Linked DNA regions of Homo sapiens: region 1 is linked to region 2. Evidence: chromatin loops called from intact Hi-C (ENCODE). Cell type or tissue: ovary. All regions are shown on one strand. Each heading gives the region's core, and the rest is flanking DNA. Links, peaks and the distances in the headings are about the cores only.

Region 1 (5,365 bases), core at 272-5,271, 55 kb after region 2:
GTTTGATTTCCTTCTTATAGAATTATATCTTTTAGTTATTTCAGCAAAGGCTTATGAAAATACATACTGTCTTGTCTGACAATGACTGTCTTTATTCTTACATGATTCTAATATTCTAAAATGGATCTAAAGTTCTAGAGTGAAAGCTGTTTTTCTTTAATTCTTTGAAAGGTATTTTATTGTCTTTTGACATCTCTTGCTAATGAGATATCTGTTGTTAGTCTAGTTGCTGTTTCTTTATATTGTTTGATGTACTCAGTACATGAGTGTACGATATTGCCTCTAGATGTACATTTGTTTTTGTTTATTCTGCTTAGAACCCAGTAAGCCTCTTTAATTTGGAGAGTCACATGTCAATTCTGAAAAATACTCTGTTTTCTCTTTTAGTAGCATTTCTTCTGTATTCTCTGTATCATTTAAAAATTTTTCTTCAAATTTACTATTTTTTCAGCCATCTACTGTTTAGTGCATCCATTGAGTTTAAAAAATTTTGATCATTGTATTTTTTATTTCTAAAATTTCTATAAATTTCCTTTTCAATATTGCCTGGTCTTTTTTCTTTTTTAATACATCCCTGTGCCTTGCCGCATCCTCTTGATTTCCTTCTGAATGTGTTGAGTATATTTATTTTCAAATCTCTTTTCGGTTGTTCTATTATCCTCAGTTCTGGTGATCTCTTTTGACTGGTGTGTCTATTGACTGACCCTCTTGGTGGTTCACCTCCTTCTGTGGGGCATGGTGCTTCAGAGGGGTCACATTCCATTGGGACTAGTATGTCCTTGGCTGCTGTCCACCTACAAGACGGTTTGTGTTTGCCTTTTGCTAAGGTTTTATGGTTTTCACAAGATTAGTTCCAGATCCAGTTTGGGGTTCCCAACCGATGGGTTTAGTGCAAGTTTGGAACTCTCACTGCTAGGACGTTGGCATTGGGATTCATCAAGGACAATTTTCTGCCTGTGGCCCAGGTGGATGGGAGGCCTTCCCTGTTGCTTTCAGAGCTTCCTTTGCATGGTCTGTATGCCTCGAGCTTCCCACACGGTTGCCTGTACACATTCTTTCTTCTTCCTCACCGTCTAGTCCCCCCTGGTTTATCCTTAACGCTATTCCCATGTGATCAAAGCCAGTGGACATTCTTCAGTTCTAATCTTAACTGCCCTCTTGGCAAAATTAGGCATTGCAGCCCTCTAGTTCCTTGAAGTCTTGTCCTTTGTTGGGGATGGATTTCCTCCCACCTGCCTGCTTCCTGTCCTGTTAACTGCTCTCCTTGAGGCTTTTCTGGGGACTCAGCTCCACAACTTCTTTAGCTCTTCTGAGCTTGTGGCCTGTCTATCCAACTGGCACATCCCTGGAGAATCTGACAGGTATCTTAGACCACATGTGTCCCCAGATCAGATCTGTCCCTGTCCCCAGCTCCTGCCCCTCCACCGTGGGCCCTCTGTAAATGGCCCCGCCTCTGCCCCCACCACTCACAACAGTCTCCTGGCCGTCCATATTTGCCTCTTCCTGTTCCCTCCCACTTTCTCAGCTATCACCAGACTTACTGATCTCCTGAACCCCCTTGGCCCTTTCCCTGCCCCCTAGTCCAGGCATGGTGCCCTGAGCCTCCTGATGCTCTCTGTGCCCCCACTCTGCCCTGCTGCAGGCCACTGTCCGCACAGCAATGGACAACCCGCAGACTACACCACTGCCCTGCTTAGAATTCCAGAGGCTCGGCTGGGCGCGGTGGCTCACGCCTGTAATCCCAGCACTTTGGAAGGCCGAGGTGGGTGGATCACCTGAGGTCAGGAGTTCGAGACCAGCCTGACCAACATGGTGAAACCCCATCTCTACTAAAAGTACAAAATTAGCCAGGCATGGTGGCACATGCCTGTAATCCCAGCTACTCAGGAGGCTGAGGCAGGAGAATTGCTTAAAACCTGGGAGGCAGAGGTTGCGGTGAGCCAAGATCACGCCATTGCACTCCAGGCTGGGCAACAAGAGAGAAACTCCATCTCAAAAAAAAAAAAAAAAAATTCCAGCAGCTCCCAGTGCTGCTGGTGTGCAAAGAATTCTGGCGGCTCCCAGTGCTTCTGGTGTGCAGCGGGAGCCCTCCAGCTGCGGCTCCTGTCATTCTCACACCTGCCACTGTCTGTCCGCGTCAGAGGCCTTGGGTGGTGCACTCCTCCCCTCGGCCCTGTCTTGCAGGGTGCTCTTTCCCCTGTTCCCTGCTGTCCTCCTCCCCAGCGCTGCTCACAACTGTGCCCATCCCATAGAAGCATGTCCCCAGGGTCACCAAACAGAGGCTGTTCTAGCGGGCCCTGTGGACCACAGCTGCCCAGGGGCCTCTCAAGGAGCAGGAGGCAGCCTGGGGCATGGGCTGGGGCTGAGGGCTCTGGGTCCAGCTGTATGGCCTTGGGCAGACCACACTTCCCCTGGGCCTCATGTCCCTGGGAGGATTCCTAGGGTGTGTAAATGCTCTGCCAAGGTCATTTTTCCCCTTTGCCTGTGGGCCCCTCTCGTCTGCCTCTGGCCCTGTGGTGGTGGCCATGTCTAGTAGGGAGCAGGCCAGGACAGGATGCTCTTGTCCGGGTCCTTGGGTTGTCACCGCACATGCCATTCATCCTTGCCAGCCAGGGGCCTCCTCCTGGCCCTGCCCCTCTGCTGCTTCCTCTGGGCAGGAATGTGGGGACAGGCTAGGCAGGGCGAGAGAGAGACAGAAGGAGACCTGGTTTTCACCCCTGTCCTCTCCACATGGCTTTGTCCAAGGTCTTCCCAATATCAGAGCCATCTTAGTGGCTCTTGTTCCTGAGCTGTGATTCGGTGGCCCTGCCATGGGGAGGCACCTAGCCGAGAAGGGGTACAAGGGAGGTGCAGTGGAGGAGCTGCCCCCGTCCTCACCTATGGGTCAGCCCGGGTGCCGGTGGTTGGGGAGCGACCTTGCTCAGGCCCAGGCGCCTCCTGCCTCTCTGTCTTGTTGGGAAGGACAGGCCCTTGTCACCTCTTGACATTTCCATGTGACACGTGAGACCCCATGTCCCTGCTCCCCCAAACAGTGGGGTTCTGGAGTCAGCACGGCATCTGCCCTGGCTGCTCTATCGTCCCATTTGTGGCACCACGGCCAGGCCTCCTCCTGTGGCTGTGGGAGGTGGGTGGCCAGACCCAGGCTCACCTCTCCAGCACCGAGGCCCTGTCCACACCTGTCCCGGTGCAGGAGGCCTCGGGCCCAATGTGGCCTCTGACCTGTGCTTCCCTGCAGTGCTGAAGACGTGGTGGCCCGTGTGCCAGGAAGTCAGCTCACGCTGGGCTACATGGAGGAGCACGGCTTCACCGAGCCCATCCTCGTCCCTAAGAAAGACGGGCTGGGTCTGGCTGTCCCGGCCCCCACGTTCTATGTCAGTGACGTCGAGAACTACGTGGGTAAGCGCCATCCCCTTCACAGTGCTCTGGGGCTGGAGCTGGGAGTGCTGGGACACCCACCACTGTGCATGCTGTTTCCCCACGCCCTGGCTGTGTCCATGTGTGCCGTGAGCAGTGGAGCCTCAAGGCTCACCGTACTCTGTTCCCGGTGCTCTTAGTTCAGACCCTGCGTCCCACTGAGATGACATATGACCTGGCAGGTCCCTTGCCCTCCCAGATACTCTGACTGCAAAGTAGGGGCTGGTCTGGGAGACCCTTTGATTCTGGCAGCTATGAATTGCATTACTGTGGGTGCTACATGACACTGCCATGCCTGGGAGGCCCTGGTGGTGCGGGCCCATGTTCCCATCCTGGCTGCCTGATTAGGGGCCTGGCCTTCCTCATCTGTACCATGACCTGCCCCCACGGCACCAGAATCTCCTCGTCTGGATTCCGTCTGGGTTCTAGCCAGTGCCATTGCCATCAGCAGTGCCCATTTCATGTCCCCTTGCAGCTCCAGAGCTACTGGGGTTAGGTGGGCACTTGTGGGTAGAGGAAGCACCTGTGGGGGTGCCGTTCAAGAGGCAGTGGCAGGGAGAGGCCAGCACACCTAGCAGTGACCCTGACAGGCCAGTGGCCACATGGCCAAGCATGGAGGCCCACATGGTTGCAGGGCTTCAAGGTGCTCATGGGGGATGCCTGGGTGGCTGGCACGAGGAGGAAAAACCCTGAACGGGCAAACCCCCAGGACAGAAGGTGGGCAGGCAGGCACACTGGCCTCTCAGTGCTGGGGCTTCCGAGACGACTGGCCCCACCACTCTGAGGCTCACTCTCTTCCTCTGTGCACCCTTCATGGGGTGTGTGCTGGAGGTGAAATGAAGTCACCTGTACAAGCCTCTGGGCACATAGGGGCACCCACCAGGAGGCCATCAAGTTCAATTTCAGCAGGGGGCTGGGGCCACAGCTTTTCTCGGGAGCCACATGGCCACCCTGGGGCTACCGAGACTGGGCTCCCAAACTCGTCATGAAGAGGAAGAGCGAGCACCCTGGTAGCTGTCAGACATCTCGGAAGAGGGGCTAGAAAGTGCTTGTCCCGGGACCTGGGGTGAGGGTGTTGGGTGTCCATGCACAGGGGCTGATTCTGTGGGGTTCTTACTGAGGAGGAGGGCAGGCTGGACATAGTTGGAGCTGTGGCACTAGCTCTGTGGCTGATCCTGCCCTGAGCCGGGATCCAGCCCCTGGTCTCGCCTGTGCTCGGCTTTACCGCAGGTTTGCCTGAGAGGGGGCCATGGCCATCAGGTGGGCTGTTTCTGTCTTGCTGCACAATGCTGGTCAGGCAGCCTTGTGTACCCCAGCTGTAATGTTCATGCTTGCCAGGCCAGTGCTCTTTCTCACCTTCCCAGACCCTGGCATGGTGCACACAGGATAACAGCTAATATATAGTGAGGGCCTGCCTAGTGCCAGGCATTTTTCTAAGCTCTTCCCACGTAGGAGCTAATTTCCTCCCTTCCACAGCTCTGAGAGCTGGGTCCTGCCCTGCCACCAAGGCCCTGGGCTCACCTAATCATGCGGGTGGGGCCTGGTTTTTCCCCTGGCCGTGTTCCCTCCACAGCTGTCCCTGCAGAAGCAGGGAGGAGATGGTTCGTCGTTTGTGTTGCTTCTATGTCTTTCTTTTTCCTCTTAATTTTTTTTTATGATGGAACTTTTTAAATACACACAAAATTAGAGAAACAGTAAGCCCTCATGCACTCAGCACCAGAAACAAAAGCCACCAGCTTTCAGCCAGTTTTCCGTTTCCCCACTTTTTTGTTCTCTTTGTAGTATTTTAAAAGGAATTCTGATCAGGCATGGTAGCTCACGCCTGTAATCCCAGCACTTTAGGAGGCTGAGGTGGGTGGATTTCTTGAGGCCAGGAGTTCGAGACCAGCCTGGCCAACATGGCAAAACCCCGTCTCTACTAAAAATACAGAAATTAGCCAGGTGTGGTGGT
Region 2 (5,365 bases), core at 308-5,307:
AGAGCAGATTGGGGTGACAACAGACTGCACTGTGTGGGGTGAGGGGCAGCATGTGGCTGGCCCCCAAATGAGGGGAGATATGGTTAGGGAGGCACCTTGGCCTGTTGGCCATGGGTGGGAGTTACATTCTGGCCCCAGTGCAGGAAGATGAGGACAAGGCACAACATTCTTTAGTTTGCAGTCTGTAAAGTTCTCTCAGAGTTCTGTGGGAGGCATGGAGTATAGGGCAAGATGGAGAGAGGCCAGAGACTAGTTAGGGGCTGGCAGAGCCTTGGGTGAGGGATGGAGGAGCCTCGGGTGAGGGACAGAGGAGCCCCGGGTGAGGGATGATGGAGGAGCCCTGGGTGAGGGATGATGGAAGAGCCCTGGGTGAGGGATGACGGAGGAGCCCTGGGTGAGGGATGACAGAGGAGCCCTGGTTGAGGGATGATGGAAGAGCCCTGGGTGAGGGATGATGGAAGAGCCCTGGGTGAGGGACGGAGGAGCCTCAGATGAGGGACGGAGGAGCCCCAGGTGAGGGACGGAGAAATCCCAGGAGAGGGATGACGGAGGATCCCTGGATGAGGGATGGAGGAGCCCCGGGTGAGGGATGATGGAGGAGCCCCGGGTGAGGGATGATGGAGGAGTCCCAGATAGTGGATGGAGGAGCCCCGGGTGAGGGATGATGGAGGAGTCCTGGGTGAGAGATGATGGAGGAGCCCCAGGTGAGGGATGGAGGAGCTCTGAGGGGTGGGAGGGCTGGACTGGAGGGTGTCTAACCCTACCACCCTGCTTGCCAGGCACTGCTTCTGCCCGAGCTCCCCCAGTGCCAGTTGGAGGGTGGAAGCACTAGCTGCTATTTGGTCTGGAGGTTCTCATGGGACAGTGTTGTTATGTGACTCTCATGATCCCAGCCTGTGTCTGTGTAGCCAGCCCTCTGGTCCACCTAGTGGCCAACTGTCCCTGGAGCTGCCCATTGGCCTCACTGACCGTCCGTTCTCCAGCAGCATGGGCCCCCTGTCTGCTGGGTAGCCCTTGACCCTGCCATTGGCCGTCTGTGCCACCTGCCCACTGTGAAGGCATGTGACTTGGATCCTGGTGAAGGAGGTGGCTGTGTGGCGGGGTGGGCAGGTAAAGAAGCAGCACAGGGTCACCTCCCTGGAGGCCCCCATGACAGTGAGCTGGGTGCCTGGACTGTCGTGTGTCTGTGGGTCTGGGCGGCCACTGCACATCTCTCCCTGTCTCTGAGCAGCAGCTGGGGGCAGAACCACAGCTCTGCGGACCTGTTTATCTCAGTGCTTGACCAGATGCTCTGGGGGCAGGGCCTGTGTCCTGCACTGTGTGGCCCTAGGCAGGCAGGTCACTTCCTGTCGCAGGTGTACATCTGGATAAAGATGGTTCTGTCTTTGTGCCTGGTGGCGTTGTGTTGGGGACCATGGGACTGCGGGATAGAGGGGAGCAGCTCCAGGTGAGCTCTGGAGTCAGCTAGGGTGAGAGGTCCGTTCTAGCCTGGGGGCTGTGAGAAATGATTCCTCAGGCCAGACACAGCCCTTCTTAAAGTTAAGCCAGCAACGAGAATAACTCTCTTTGGAGGTCAGAGGGCATAGACCTGGAGGGAGCCTGTACCTGAGAGGCCCGAGTCTGTGGGACTCAGAGGATGAGCCCAGCCTTACTGAAGCTGCCCTCCCCACTCCCCTGCCATGCACTCCCTGCCCCCCAGAAAAACACTTTATGGGCTGGGCACGGTGGCTCACACCTGTAATCCCAGCACTTTGGGAGGCTGAGGCAGGCGGATCACAAGGTCAGGAGTTCGAGACCAGCCTAGCCAACCTGGTGAAACCCTGTCTGTACTAAACATACAAAAAATTAGCTGAGCGTGTTGGTGGGTGCCTGTAATCCTAGCTACTTGGGAGGCTGAGGCAGGAGAATCACTTGAACCTGGAAGGCAGAAGTTGCAGTGAGCCGAAACTGCGCCACTGCACTCCAGCCTGGGCAACAGAGTGAGACTCTGTCTCAAAAACAAACAAACAAGCAAAAAACACCCTATGAAGTCTCTGTTCGTGGCCCTGAAGGCAATGCCAGGAGTGACCTGATGGTATTTATGTTTAGGGAAGTCCCTCTGGCCACTTGAAGGGCCATCCTTTACTCCATCAAGTGAAGAAGAGAGGGACCTTGGAGGCAGCAGGAAGGTGAAGCCGCTTTCCCAGGACCCTCAAGGTCCAGGGATTCTGAGGCTTAGTCATGTCCTGGTATGTCTCTTTCTCTAGTTCCTTCTACAAAGCAGCTGTCCCAATAACAGTCCTGGGAAGGAACCAAGTGCTCACTGAAAGTTTGGAGCAGGAAGCTTTATAAGCAGGCAGATTTGGGTTCAGTTTGAGGGAAACCTTTCTAATAATTGAAACTGGCCCCACAGCAGACACTGTGTAGGGAAACTGTGTGTGTGGTGGGTGGGATTTCTCAGCCTCTGCACGGCTGACGTCTGGGCTGGAGAATTCTTTGTGTAGGGGCTTTCTGTGCGCTGTAGATGTTGAGTCCTGGTCTCCACCCAGCAGGTGCCAGGAGCACCTTGCCGCTTGCCCCACGCCCACATTTGACAAGCCAGAGTGTCTCCAGAAATTGCCAACTGTCTCCTGGGGACACAGTTATACCCAGTTGAGGGCAAGAAATGACTAACCTGTTGAATGTATTGTGTCTTTATCACTTGGAAATTAAAGTCAGTGACCCACCTGTCTTTTCTTATATTTATTTATTTTGATAAGGCATCAGCTACATTTATTCATTTGAAATTGTTTGATTGAATTTATTTTGCAAACAGAACATTAGCACATGGTAAGAAAAATTTTAAAAAGAGTGAGAATTCGAAAGAAATGCAGTGGAATGCGTGCCTCTCCCCTGTCTCCCCGTTCTTCTCTCTGGAGCGGACTCCCAGCTCCAGTGATGTCTCATGTTTCCACAGCCACCCCCTTTCCCTCTCTCCACACAAACAGCAGTGCGCTGTGAATGTGATTCTGCAGTGACCCTGGGTCGTCACTCTTGACTGCTGGGGCTCCAGCAAACATGCTCCTCCTGCACTTCCTGCTTCCCCTGGTTGGCATGTAGCTCATTTCTCATCCGAGGCCACTGCGGTGTTGCTCCCTGGCTATCCTGGTCTGTATGTTTTTGTGCATGTATGCATGTATATCTGCTGGATATATTCAAATAAGTAAAGTTGCTGGGCTGAAGGATATAGCATTTCGGATTTTAAAATCGTCAGATTGGTTGTACTGATTTCTCTACACACTGGGCAACACATTTTCTGAGCCTTTGATCTTTGTCAATTCAACCAGAAAGGTGAAAAAGAATACCTCACTATGGTTTAATGTGCAGTTATCTAATTATTGAGTTCACTCACTTTTAAATCCTTTCCTCCCTAGAGTTGTAGAGTTGTGTCAGTAGCCCTGGTGCTTTCTAATGAAGACAGAAAAGCAGGTTTTCCCTGAGAAGTAGATATGAGAAGGGCGCCCCACTTTGATGGGCTGGGAACAGGCCCTTCCACTCTCTCCCACTCCTGCCCCAGAGCTGGTGGAGCCCCACAGAACTCCAGGGCAGGTGCTTCCTGGATGCTCAGTCCACAGAGGTGGAAAGCTCATCTGTTTCCTAAATACCCCTCTTTGTTTGACTCTTGTTGTGAGGCCAAGCCTCATTTGCTTTATTTTCCCCATAAACTTTTAATTTTAGAATTGTTTTAGATTTACAGAAAAGTTGTAAACATGGTACCAAGCATCTCCACATACCCCGGCCAGTGTTCCTGAATGTGCACATCTTACATCTCCGTGGCAGGAGCCAGTGTCCATTCCCACCAAGGAGGCTGCAGGCTTGCTGGGGCCACAGTCCTCCCTGCAGCATCCTTCCCCTGAAGGGACCACCCCAGAGGCCATGGGCTGGTCCTCACGTCTCCTCAGCCCCTCTGGTTGTGGTGGTGGTTTCTGACTCCCCTTTGTCCTATGGCCCTGGCACACATGAGCAGCACTGCTGAGATTTGAATATCCCTTTATGATTTGTGTTCCTTTGAGGGGCCGCTTCTCCCCAGATGCCTTCACACACCTCTGGGTGGCTCCCCAACTTGAGTGTGGACATCCCAACAGCTCCGGGGCCATACTTGGCCTGGTTAGGTGGCAGACTGCTGTGACCCTCCGAGGGATCCAACATCACTCAGCAGACATGTGGTGGGTGAGGCCCTGTCATGGGGGCCAGCAGCCGTGCCTCCTGTGACCCATGCTCACTCACAGTCTGCTGGGACTCAAGGTCCCAGCACCCCTCTCCCCACTGACATTTGTCTGGCCCTGACCGTGTCTGTCATAACCACTTATGGCCACAGATGCTTTTTCCTGATCATAGTTTCTTCTAGATGCCAAATGTGTATTATTTTATTAGATTTTAAACTACTCTTTGGAAAGGAAGATGTAATGAAATTAGTCTTCTGAACTCGTCTCTGTTAAAAGCCAAGTCTAGTAGAACAGTTTGGGATTGGGCTAGGCACCCATTCAGGAGCAGGCTGTACCGTGGCCTTGCTGCACGGGCACCTGCCTCTGCATACCATGTGAGTAGGACGTGTGGACTGGGGGCGTCTCAGGGAGCAAGCCTCTTTTCACAAGCGGGAAACTGAAGCTGCACAGTGAGTTAGGGGCAGGGTGGGGACCAGAGTCCCTGCTTCCTCCCTTGACCTATTCTTTCCCTTACACTGAATTTTTTTCTCTGAATGAAATCACTGTAACAGAATTCAGCTTCGATCCTAGGAAGACTCCAGACCCTGGGCAGGGTCCATGTGGGTGGGGTGTCCTGGCCTACATGTCTGAGTGCAGGGATCCCCTCTGCCTCTGGCCTTGATGAGTGATAATCTACGTCACAGCTTCCCTAGCAAGGGAGTCAGAGGAAGAAGCCCGAGAGAGCATCTGTCAAGAGCCCAGTGCCCCACAGGGACCTCAACCCCAGATGCTTGGCCGTTGCTCGGGGACCTAGCTGTGTGGCCTGCTCCTAGTCTGGCTGCTCACCTGCAGAGGCCTTGAGGCTCTGGGCTGTGAATACATACCTGCCCGAGGGCATTGCTGGGAGAGCCAGCTCCTTCCCCAGCTGCTCAGCGCCCACTCTGCTTCCTGCCTTCTCTGGTGTTTGTGCATTTCACTCTTTACCCAGGGGTCATTGTAATTCTGCCTTAACCAGGGACACCTTGGTCCCCATTCTTGGAGGTCCCCAGTCCTGCCACCTTGTGATGGGTGGCAGGGCCAGGGGCTCTCAGTGTGCACCTCCCAGGAGCCCTTTTTCACTGGGGCCACACTTCTGTTCCTGGCCTGCTGGGATCTCAGGGTCTTTTTCTCAAACTCCTGGGGGATCCCTGGGAAGATAGTTG

What was found. Peaks named below come from ENCODE experiments on the same cell type or tissue, not always from the same donor. Only the 100,000 strongest peaks of a DNase experiment are listed, where the experiment ranks them.
Region 1: it touches region 2 in a loop (3-fold over the local background); 4 of 110 quality-filtered maps call a loop at or near these places.

Annotation. Positions count from the first base shown.
Region 1 is chr9:93,642,394-93,647,758 of GRCh38, forward strand. PHF2 (PHD finger protein 2) reads left to right here. Exons shown (of 22, transcript NM_005392.4): 4 at 3,236-3,396. Among named protein-coding and RNA genes, the nearest start is that of MIR548AU, 50 kb to the left of the region's middle. RefSeq lists an enhancer at 1,088-1,928. In ovary, for the core only: no CTCF peak of the experiment used is centred there; DNase peaks (open chromatin) are centred at 2,178, 2,908 and 3,268.
Region 2 is chr9:93,586,897-93,592,261 of GRCh38, forward strand. The region is part of intron 1 of PHF2 (PHD finger protein 2); the gene reads left to right. Among named protein-coding and RNA genes, the nearest start is that of MIR548AU, 5.3 kb to the right of the region's middle. RefSeq lists an enhancer at 1,313-1,813 and a silencer at 2,851-3,145. In ovary, for the core only: no CTCF peak of the experiment used is centred there; a DNase peak (open chromatin) is centred at 2,944.